3 separate regions of the Homo sapiens genome follow, and all the other regions are linked to region 2. A link is a contact called in ENCODE Hi-C or POLR2A ChIA-PET data. All regions are on one chromosome and are shown on one strand. Each heading gives the region's core, a stretch centred on a gene start or an enhancer-like site at or near the end of the contact. The rest is flanking DNA. Distances are from core to core; before and after follow the strand shown. Region 1 has its middle 39 kb from the start of TARS1-DT. Region 2 holds the start of NPR3 (natriuretic peptide receptor 3). Region 3 has its middle 83 kb from the start of LINC02160.

What was found. A loop is a pair of places that touch in the nucleus more often than their neighbours do. ChIA-PET counts read pairs that join two places held with the same protein, here RNA polymerase II (POLR2A). Pooled maps may share reads with other maps.
Region 1: a map of transverse colon shows a loop between it and region 2 (4-fold over the local background). The contact joins the enhancer-like site here to the promoter of NPR3 in region 2. A Hi-C loop is called at or near these places in 5 of 168 maps with a recorded cell type or tissue (GM12878, heart left ventricle, posterior vena cava and 2 more) and 5 of 50 pooled maps. POLR2A ChIA-PET finds 5 or more read pairs at or near these places in 1 of 52 experiments (H1).
Region 3: a loop to region 2 is called in a pooled map of right cardiac atrium, with 2.8 times the contacts of the local background. The contact joins the enhancer-like site here to the promoter of NPR3 in region 2. A Hi-C loop is called at or near these places in 29 of 168 maps with a recorded cell type or tissue (A673, Caco-2, Calu3 and 20 more), 12 of 37 single-sample maps with no recorded cell type and 38 of 50 pooled maps. POLR2A ChIA-PET finds 5 or more read pairs at or near these places in 2 of 52 experiments (AG04449 and AG04450).

What each region holds. Positions count from the first base shown.
Region 1 is chr5:33,399,552-33,403,064 of GRCh38, reverse strand. No RefSeq gene overlaps it. Among named protein-coding and RNA genes, the nearest start is that of TARS1-DT, 39 kb to the left of the region's middle. RefSeq lists a silencer at 1,328-1,622. Within about 2 kb of position 1,409, at least 3 of the 41 ENCODE cell types and tissues checked have a DNase peak (open chromatin) inside an H3K27ac peak, as active enhancers do.
Region 2 is chr5:32,709,216-32,713,021 of GRCh38, reverse strand. NPR3 (natriuretic peptide receptor 3) reads right to left here and starts at 1,701. Exons shown (of 8, transcript NM_001204375.2): 1 at 477-1,701. The coding sequence starts at 1,245. RefSeq lists a silencer at 445-739 and an enhancer at 615-1,340.
Region 3 is chr5:33,310,446-33,314,545 of GRCh38, reverse strand. No RefSeq gene overlaps it. Among named protein-coding and RNA genes, the nearest start is that of LINC02160, 83 kb to the right of the region's middle. RefSeq lists an enhancer at 1,473-2,672. Within about 2 kb of position 1,250, at least 4 of the 41 ENCODE cell types and tissues checked have a DNase peak (open chromatin) inside an H3K27ac peak, as active enhancers do; they include PC-3, PC-9 and mammary epithelial cell, where a contact is called at or near this core.

The DNA.
Region 1 (3,513 bases), core at 160-2,659, 690 kb before region 2:
AGTTCAGAGATAGCCTGGGGTCAGGTTTAGTTTTACTTTGTAAAGATAATGCAATATGATAAGTTTTGCATACTTGTTTTTGTGTGAACATCAGCTGTAATAAAGCTAATAAAGTAATTATATCTGAAACATATACGTGTATAATAACAATGGCTAGCATTTATTAGGTTTTAATTACAGTATAATAAATGTTTTACATGAATTATTATCCTATTCCCTCTCTTAAGTACTAATCACACTTCTGGGAAGACATTGGTATTTGGGAGGAGAGGCAGTTACTCCTATTTTTTTTAGAATAGTGGTCAACCAATTAGTATAAGATACATAATTTTGGAATTCTTAGAAAGTAAAGAGGCTGGGCACGGTGGCTCATGCCTTCAATCCCAGCACTTTGGGAGGCTGAGGCGGGTGGATCACAAGGTCAGGAGATCGAGACCATCCTGGCCAACACGGTGAAGCCCCGTCTCTACTAAAAAAAATACAAAAAAAAAAATTAGCCAGGCATGATGGCGGGCACCTGTAGTCCCAGCTACTTGGGGGGCTGAGGCAGGAGAGTGGCATGAACCTGGGAGGCAGAGCTTGCAGTGAGCCGAGATCGCACCACTGCACTCCAGCCTGGGCAACAGAACGAGACTCTGTCTCAAAAAAAAAAAAAAAAAAAAACAAGAGAAAGCAAAGAAATTAACTAGATGGTCTCTACAAGGAAATTGGACCGTTAGCAGCAGGAACTACAAATTTGGTGGTCCAGGAATAAGACGATGATATTGGTTTGTCATTTTAATTTCATCCAGATGGCTATAGGACCTTTAAGGAATGTAATGACATTAACAGCAAGAAAATAAAATCACCAGCCGTGAGCTCTAAGCTCTATCCTACCACTCAAAGATTCATTCCCCTGCTTAGTCATCTTTTCATCTGGCTTTATCTTAAAAGGTGAGTGTTATCCTAGACAATTGTTTTATAGGTCACCAATTCTTGTTTTTTTATCAGACCAACTCCATGATTAATTGTTTGATTGGGGAATCTGATGATTTTTTTCATATTTTCATGCAGACCAACAATGGTTAGTATCAGAGCTGATTTTATCCACAGTGGGATGAGTCTCTCATTACTTGGTTTCCTTTTGTTGATAATTATAACTCCTCTCTACTCCCTTTTCTTCCTTAAATTTAGAAATCCCAGTACTTAAGGCAACTCCGGTCACTCCACATTTGAAAACCATCACTTGCATTTTTGAACTTCCTCCAGCCAAATCACTAAAAGAATGTATTCCTGAAGCAATTGCTCTGGTGATTACACCGATTTTGCCTTGTTCTAGTGACAAGTGTCAGGACCAGGGCAATTATGACTCACTGGGAAAAGAACATCCTAAATTGAATGCTGCCCAGGACCTAGGCATCCAGGCTGTCTGGGGTTTGCTGTTTTTATTAAGGCTACAGGAAGGAGGTTTTGTTATATTAGTCACCACCTGTTTAACTATACTTCCTCTCCAGGTTGTCTGTCTGGCTGGCCTGCCTAGGCCCCATCTCCTAAGCTGGGGAATTGATATGTTCATTTAGATCCTTCTTAATTGCTGAGGGAAACAGAGACCATGAGTCCTGCCTGGTTCAGCTAGCCCTGCAGAGCAGCATGGCTGGGCTTGCATTCAGAGGGGTTCTTTCATTATTAGGGAGGTTAGCAATTCTGTGACCAGAGAGCAACTAACACTAAAGCTGTGAATACCTTAAATTTCTCTGACTTCCACAGACAAGATATTTTGGAACAATGTACCTTCAAGAACTTAAATCCCAATGAAAATATAAGATGAGTAAATAACTAACTACAAAAGAGGTTCTCAGTGTGAATTAAGAATCCTTAGGTGAACAGTTATATATATATATATAAATGATAATAATACATAACAAAATAATATAATGATAATCACTAATATTTCTTGAACACCTAATGTATTAGTCCATTCTCACACCGCTATAAAGTATACTACCTGAGACTGGGTAAATATAAAGGAAAGAGGTTTAATTGACTCACAGTTCTGCAGGCTTAACAGGAAGCATGGCTAGGAGGATTCAGGAAACTTACGATCATGGCAGAAGGCAAGAGGGAAGCAGGCACCTTCTTCACAAGGTGACAGGAGGGAGTGCGTGTGAGAATGAGGAAGTGCCACACTTTAAAATCATCAGCCTTTGTGAGAACTCACTCACTCTCATGAGAACAGCATGAGGGAAACTGCCCCCCTGATTCAATCACCTCCCACCTGGTCCCTCCCCTGACACATGGGAATTATTAATACAATTCGAGATGAGATTTGAGTGGGGGCACAGAGCCAAACCGTATCACCTATCATATGTCAGGCTGTATCAAGTACTTTAATAGACTGTTTAATCATTGTTCAAGGTAGGTACTAATACTATCTTCATTGTCAGAGGAGAAAACTGAGGCCCAGATAGAGTAAATGACTAGCCCAAGGTTCCATTACTGATGGGTGGCATAACTAGGATTCTGATTGTTGGATTATATTTTTCTCTCTCTTATCTATGATTATTCTACACATAAATGTCTACAGAAGTTTGAACTAGGATGATGATTGGAGAAAGCTTCAGAGAAGTGAAATTCATATAAGATGGTCTTAAAGCACAAGTTAGAAATAGAACAGTGGAAATAGTAGTGAGAGAAGAAGCCGGGCGTTAAAGGTGGAAGAAATAATGGACAAAGGCTTTATGAGCATTATTTTCTCTTTTATCTGTTGCCTCATCTCTCCAATGCCCCGTGCCTATCTGTACATCTTGTTCAGCTGTATATACTATTGGGTTGTGTGTTCTGACATGATTTTTTTTTTTGTTAAGGCCACTTCATTATGACTAGGTAAGGGGTCCCTCTAAAGGATGTGGGTCTCTCAGTATATCACTTTTGGAAAGGATCATTCTTCTGACAGCACATTGATTCTCCTAATTTTTGGGAGAAACTTCTTAGACAGGAGGAGAACACCTGCTGCTTTTAAGTCTGCCTCTTTGTGAGTCTAAAATTAGAGATAGATTTGAGGGCCCTACTGTACATTGTGGGAAATATCCCTACTTCTGTATGGAGGCAGGGAGGCACATTAAGAGACATCCCCATAGGAGGAGATATTTTAGATGACATAACTGAAGATACTCCATAAAATAGATGATCTTGCTTCATATTACTTTATTTTTCTTTTGTGATCTGAGAATCTTCAGTAGTTTTATTTAAATGCTTAAACTTGATCTTGGCTGTTATGCTCTTTGAACCAAAAAAAACTGTAATGCCCCCTGAGGTCAGGATAGTGAGGCAGCTATAATTCCTTCACTTTCCCCATCTCCATTCTCTCTCTCTCTCTCTCTCTCACACACACACACACACAAACACACACACACACACACACTACCACTCTTACTTTCTTGGTATCCATATACTGCTACCCACATACATACTTTTGGAGGGCAGGCTATGTGTCACACACAGTGTTAAGAACTTCATGCATAATATCTTAATTAA
Region 2 (3,806 bases), core at 452-2,951:
GAGCTAAGTGGCGACGCCTCGCTGCGAGGCGTCCGCGGACGCTTCCGCACTAAGTGGGGGCGCACGCTGGCAAAGGACTGGGGAACAAGTTCTTTCCGCCTCGGATGCTTCAGACCCTGGATGGAGCCAGGCACTGGGAGTGCGCCCCCTAATCACCAGCCCGGCGCTGGCAAAGTGGAAACTGGGAAGAAAAAACATCGAAGTGTTTGACAGCACCTGTTGGACCTGGGCACGCAGGAGCTACAGACGCCCTCTCCTCCAACCCCTTCACCTCCCTGGGACCCTCTACGTACACCGCGATGGGCGGTCGTCAAAGGTTGTCGCAGCCACACGGCGCATACCTGAACGAGTGCCCGCGCGCACCCGACCTCAGCGCCGCAGTGGGGAGTGGGGTCTGCAGAGTGGACGAGTGTGCAGGGAGAGCCGCGGAGAGCGGTTGGGTTAGGGCCCGGGGCCCGGGACGCGCCCCTGCTCACCTCTCTCACTGGCCTGGATATTGCGCACGATGTCTTCCAGATCCAAGTCTTTGGTCTCGTCGAAACTGTAGATGGACGTGTGCAAACCCTCCTCCTGGAAGACCTCGTGGACCCCCTCGAGGGTGAAGTAGCAGTTCCGCTCCAGCTTGTCGTCGCTGTAGACCAGTGCAGCGCGGCTCCAGTGGTGGTGGCGGAACAGGGCGAGCATCATCTCGCCCATCTTGGCGTAGGCGGGCGCCACGCGCGTGAGGTGCGAGTACTCAGAGTCCTTGTGCTGGAAGCCAGCGGCCAGCGCCCCAGCCGACAGCATGGGCAGGTCCCAGTGCGATGCAAGCCGGGCCACTGGCGCTGCTGCATACTCGCACACTGGCCCCAGGATAAGGTCTGGCTTGGCGCCCCGCGCCGCCGCCACGCGGTCCACCAAGCTGAAGAGCGCACGGTTCCCACAGTCTGAATCCTCGTAAGCCACCTGGAAGCGAGTGCCCGGCGGCAGAAGCCGCCTCCCAGTCCCGTTGCCCTCCACGCTGCGCAGAGCATACTCGATGGCCGGCCGCACCCGGGTGAGTGAAAACAAGTACGAGTCATCCTGGGGCAGTAACACCAGCACCTCGATCTTCTGTGGCGGCAGCGCCTCTCTCTCCTGGCGTCCGCCGCCTATGCCCGCGCCACCGCCGCCGCCGCCAACGCCACCGCCACCGGTGCCGCCGGCCAGCAACGCCCAGCCGAGTAGTACGCACGGGGAGAAAGTGAGCACCAGCAGAGACGGCATCGTGCCGCAAGAAAGAGCTTGCCCTCGCCGCCGCCGACTCGCCCTCTGCCCCCCACCCACCCTTCCTCTTTCCTCCCCACTCTTCTCTCCAAGGTCCCTGCGCCCCCTTGGGCGCTTTAACAAAATAGAATACCCCCTTCACTAATGCGCCAAAAGATAGAGAGGAAGCGTCCTTCTCTGCAATGTCACTAGTTTTTCTTAAAAAAAAAAGAAAAAGAAAAAGAAAAAGTTCACCGGGTGTAAACCTGTGCGTCTGTAATATACATATATATATACTTGTATATATTCGCCCTCCGTTTATACATATACTATTTTGCTTAGAGGTGGCTTCTTATTTGGGCGTTGCTAAGGTTGCTTTTGAAAGCGTTTTTGTAGAAGAAAAAAAAAGTTAGACTTGTCCAAGTGTTTGTAATTGACGGTGCATCTCCCTCGCATTTGATCTCATTGATTCGCGCCGGTTCCTGGATCCATAGCCCGCGTTTAAATAGCGTGGCAGCGGCTGAGCGTGTTACCACACATGGCGCGCCGAGGCCGGGCTTGTGTTTCCAGCGGGTGGGGTGGGTGGGGGTGGGGAGATGTGGGGGCTGGGCTGGGGGAGTCTCTCATTAACATTCTTACATCAGGGCTCCTCCCTGCACCCCTTCACTACCCATCGCGCCCCTGTCCCTAACCACCACTCCCCGCAGGCCCTCTGCCTTTTCCTTAAAGCTGAAATCGCCCACGTCTGCACCGGCAAGAGCCCCCACCACGCCGCGTGCCTGTGCGATCACCGCCTCTCCCTTTCCACGCTCTCCAGCTCCTGGCTTCAAAAAAGGAAACGTGCTTTAAAGTAGAGAAATGCGCGCGCGCACGCACACATACACACACACACACACACACACATATACACACACACACCGTGCAAAAAAAAAAAAAAACCAGGACTGGGGGAAAGGGATGGTTCTAGAAATTGTGGTTTCGGTGCAAAAATCCTTAGGTGCCGCTTGCTCTCACCTTTCTCGTTCTGGCCACATTCCCTCCTGAAGCACCGACGCGGGGCGAGCACCTGACCTTCCTGGTCCCTCGGCGCAAGGTCAGGGAACAAGGACCAAGGTCCCAGTGCAGATGGCTCCATCGCGGACCTGGTGTGCCCGGCTGGCCCGGGCGTCACCTACACCCCGCCTTCCTCAGCCCCGCGCCAGCCCCCTCCCCCTGGGCCACGCAGGTTTGCGCTGGAATCGCAGCGGTGCCGAGGTCACAGTGTCCCAGCTCACGGACCCTCTGTCAGCGCACTGAGAGCAGGAAAGTGAAACTTGTTGCTCCCAAAGGCGAGGGAATGGTTCAACTTCTGGAGGTGTCACAAAGCTTGGAAAGCATCCCCAAAGCGTCCTCGGGGCTTTGTTTGCTAAACCAGGTACCTAAATAAAGGGACTGTCTTTCCCAAAACGTTCCCGGTAGGTCCCCCGGGTACGACACACGCTCCCCTCCAACCTGAGTGCTCAAAGATCCAACCGCTCCTTCTCTGGAGCGCTCGAGGCACTGTGCTGGGGTTCCGCGACTCCAAGAAAGGTCCTGCCTCGGAGACCCAGTCCTCCCACTGGCCATAGCCACAGCAGCGGTGGAGACCGGAGGGAAGCGGCTCTGGAGAAGTCCGTGACCAGAGGAGCATCGCGGGAGTCCGCCGCGCGGCGGGGCGGGTCAAAATGGAACTGGACCTTCTGTGCCTACTGCAGCCAAGTCATTTGCAATGTGAACGGGCTACACTGGGCGGGAGAATTCTGACAATTAAGTCCCGCACATTTAAATACATTGAAAATGTGTTAAAATGGTCTTTCATTTGACTAGGCGTCCGTGTCCACAAATTTCTTTTAGTCTCAGACCGACGCCCTCTTTCGGCAGAAACTTGCACCCGACTCAACCCGGGTGCCGCAGTCCCAGACGCTGCGTTTTTTACTCCGAGGCCTTTAACGCGCTCTGGTTCTCACTTGCGACGGTGAAAAGGCAAACTGGGGTTTCTGGGGATATGGCAACTTCTGGCGTCAGCGCTCGCCTCCCTTAACAGCACTCTCCTTATCGCTCTTTCTGGAACCGTCAATGTGATTATGGGTAATGTTTCAGCTTCTGGGTCATTTATATTCAGATTATGCACTGTGATCCCGAAATCTTCACTGTTAAGTAGGAGCTTCTAATTCCTGCGAGAATTTCCATTTATTTAATTAGAGCCACTAACCAGGAGCAAAAGAGACATCTGTATAAAATTTAATTCCACAAACAGGGTAATCCACACACACTGGAAATTGAGATTTAGTGCTCCACAGCAATTAAATCTTTCCTGAATTTGCAGAAGGGCAGGCGTTTATGGCAGCACAGATTAAAAAAAAAAAAAAAGAAAAAGAACAACAACAAAACAAGAACTAAATCATGAATTCCAAGGGTCTTAATGGATTTCGAAACTGGTTGCCAGGCACTGTGCTGGGGTTCCGAGACTCCAAGAAAGGTCCTGCCTCGGAGACCCAGTCCTACCACTGGCCACAGTGGTAGGAACCAGTGTTTCCTATTACTCTGCGGTATGCCCTGTGTCT
Region 3 (4,100 bases), core at 1-2,500, 600 kb before region 2:
CATTACCAATGGGAATATTGTTTTTGTTTCTTATTCTTGCCAACAGTTGGTATTGCCAGATTTTTTAAATTGTAGTTATTATAATAAGTAAATAATGACACTTATTGCAGCCTTTTTTTTACATTTCCTCAATGATCATTGATGGTGAACTTTTTTTCATATTCATATTTGCCATCCCTATTACTTTTTTGGTGAAGTGTCTGTTCAAATTTTTTTTTTGCTATTTTTAAAACTTAGATTATTTTCTTATACCTGAGTTTTGTGAGTTTTTTGTATATTCTAGATACAAGTTTTTTTTTTTTTAGAAATTTTATTCAGAAATATTGTTTCCCCATCTGTTGCTTGTCTTTTCATACTCTTAATACCTTATACCACACACAAAAATTAACTCAAAGTAGATAATAAACCTAAATATAAGAGCTATAAAACTCTTAGAAGAAAATAAATTCAACTTCATCGTAATTAAAAGCTTTTGTTCTTTAAAAAAGTGAAATGATGACACACAGAAAGGAAGGAGATATTTGCAAACTATGTATCTGCTAAGGGACTTGAATGTAGAATATATAAAGGATTCTTACAACTCAATAATAAAAAGACAAATAATTCAAATAAAAATGGGCAAAGGATCTGAATAGACATTTCTCCAAAGATAGAGAAATGCCAATGAGCTCATGAAAAGATGGTCAACATGATTAGCCAGCAGGGAAATGCAAATAAAAACCATAATACATACTCAGTAGATGGTTATAATGAAAAAATGACACATCATAATAAGTGTTGGTGAGAATTTAGAGAAATTAGAACTTTCATATACTGTTGATGGGAATGTAAAATAGTACAGTCACTTTGGAATACAGTTTGGCAGTTCCAAAAAATGTTAAACAATCAGGAATCTCCTCCTATGTATGTACTGAAGAGGAATGAAAACATATGTTCCCTTCTGTGTGTCTCTTTGTTAAATCTCCTTCTGCTCACTCTTGTAAGGATACATGTGATTGCATTTAAGGCCCACCTAGATAATCTTACCATCTGAAGATCCTCAACATAACCACACCTGCAAAATCCCTTTTGCTTCATGTTAAAAGAAAATCTTCAGACAAATGTAATGCAGTTTATTTGAGCAAATAGTGATTCATGAATTGGGCACTTCTCAGAATTGGCAGAGGTTCAAAGAGCTCCACCCATCTGTGTGAGCAGGAAGCTTTTATAGGCTTAACATGGGACCAAAGTGAAGAAATCACCTGATTGGCTTTAGCTAGATGTTTGCCTTATTTGGGCATGGTGTGATGAGGCATTTGCGTTAACGGATATGGTCTAATTTGTTGGCTACCTGTGATTGGCTGAAGCTTCGCTGTTTGTGATTGGATAAAATGGCTATTTGTTACAAAATATACTCTGAATTAGGTTCTGGTTTGTTTACTACTGAGTTAGGTTATAGTTTGTTATGTAGGAACTCAAAGTATGGAGAGAGCCTCTGGCTAATGGCCTCCTGCTTATTTAATTTAACACTTAACAGATAACATTTACAGGTTCTAGAAATTACAATTTGATATCTTTGTTGGGGCATTATCTGGCCTACCTCAAGCTCCAAAAGGCCTGTTTTATAAAGTATCTCTTTGATGGGAGTTAACTTCAAGGGGGCCTGTCTACCCGCAAGGGGCATGTTTATGTTTGGTGGTAAATTTGAGGAAGAAAGACCAGGTGATCTCTTAATCCCATGAGTCTACTTCCTAGAAACATTACTGGATCTTCATGTTTCCATGATGTATTTAACAACCCAGCCAAGAATTTTATATATATTACCTAATGTACTTTTCAAGTTTCAAGCTATTCTAAGCTTTGTCTCAGATTTGTGGTAAACATGGTGTGCATTTGTGACTGGCTGAAATGCCTCATTTTGGCTTGGTTCATACAAAGTGCTGATATTTCCCAGAAACCTTATTGGGTCAGGAAACCTTCCTTTTTGTTCATTTTATTAGTTCCTGTGTAAACTGTGAATTTCTATAAACACGAGAGATCATTTTGTTGGACATGTTCTCCTCTGATAGTTCTCACTGCAGTACCTAATCATGAGTCTCCTGACATGGCTTTAGGCTTCTAGGAAAAGGAAAATAATGTCTTATAAATTGAAAACACAATGTGAGGATGTACATTTAAAAATATGTCCTCTAAGAGTTCAAGGATTTGAAATTTGTGTAAACTATTTATTTTAAACTCCCATTGAACTCTTTAGAGAAAAAAATCTGAGACTCCTATATGAACTGGAGGTAATGACCTGAGTTTTAAAGCTATGATTAGAATTTTTGCATCAAAATGGCAGTTTTCTCTCAGAGTGCTGACTTGAAGATGGTGCATTTATTGTGATGATTTGGCCCCTGTGCAAAAACACTGGTGACTCATTTTGTGTGGGTGATTCTCTTTAGTCCAGTTTCTGAATAACTGAGCTCTTACTACCTTATAGTCATCCTTAATATTTGACCACAACTGGTATCACTCAGCCTGCTTATTCACTCCACTTGCCATTCCTTATTCTGAGTGATTTGGGGTTATTTAAGAAAATTAGATTCATCTATATTTGCTACAGCTGAGGCTACTCAAAATAATTTGAGCTGATGTCAATAATGAAATGGAACTCCAAGAAATTGTAAGTAATGGCAGCTTAACGAGAGTAAGTGAATAGATACCAAAGAGGAAGACCTTCAACAGGACAATACAAATTTGGATATGTAGATTTAGGTGTGAATGTGTTAAAGATAAAATAAATCACATGTCTTGTAGTTACTTTGCAACCCAAAGTACAGAATCCTTTGTCCATTGTATCCGTTGCCTATCTTCAGCCAAGAACGAATGCTTTTTGCATATTCGTCATTTATCGAAACTGGTATAGGCTATTAGGAACTAAATAGCCATAGTCTCTGATTTCATGGGGACTTAATTAGTTAGAAACAGACAAATAAAAATACATAATATGTCATGGGTAATAAATGCTTCTGGGAAAAATTAAGGTCAGAGAGAAAGAGAGTGATGGGGTGGAACTATTATTTGGATAAACTGGTCAGGAAAGACCTATCTGATAAGACGATGTTTCAGCAGAGCTTTGAACAAGTAAGACAGCTAGATTTGTGGGTATTTGGGGGAGTGGCAGGAGTGGGGTGTTGAAGAGAGTGAGCATTTTCCAGAAGGAACAGCATTTGCAAAGAAGTATGCTTGGTTAACATTGTGAACTATGAGAACAAACATGTCTCAAAAGACCATTCAGGACAGTTTAAGAATGAAGCACAAATATACAGAGGAGGAAAAATCTGATTTGGGAAAAAATATCTCTCAATCAAAGCTCAGGATAAAAACTTTTCTCGGCCGGGTGCGATGACTCACACCTGTAATCCCAGCACTTTGAGAGGCCGAGGCCGGTGGATCATGAGGTCAGGAGATCGAGACCATCCTGGCTAACACGGTGAAACTCCGTCTCTACTAAAAATACAAAAAATTAGCCAGGTGTCGTGGCGGGCGCCTATAGTCCCAGCTACTAGGGAGGCTGAGGCAGGAGAATGTCGTGAACCCGGGAGGCGGAGCTTGCAGTGAGCCAAGATGGCGCCACTGCACTCCAGCCTGGGCAACAGAGCAAGACTCAGTCTCAAAAAAAAAAAAAACCTTTTCTTTTTGTGTCTTCTGCTTTTCATCCTACTCATCAGCATTTGAACTTGCTCTCCCTTTTAGTTTTCTGATCTCAAATTATTTGACTAGAATAAATGTAATCATGCTATTCTAGATACATGTCCATGCACTTAGGATGAATCATTGTGATTCAGTCATTGTGTTATTTAGCTTATGTTAGTGCATTAAAGTTAAGACACATTGCTAAGGGCAAGGGAGGCTTAGGTGGAATGGGGAAAGATTTTTTGAGCAATACTTTTCATCTGGATATTTTTGCTGAATTATCTGTATATCTACCACAATCCTAATTTTTCCCTCTTGGTTTCTAAAGATATGCTTTCTGTTAAGTCTGGAGAAAAACCGTATTTGGAGGATGGTTTCTCAATGCTCTTAAACAGCAAAATGAAGACTCTTGATGAGCTACCGGATAAAGTTTCTCAAGATGA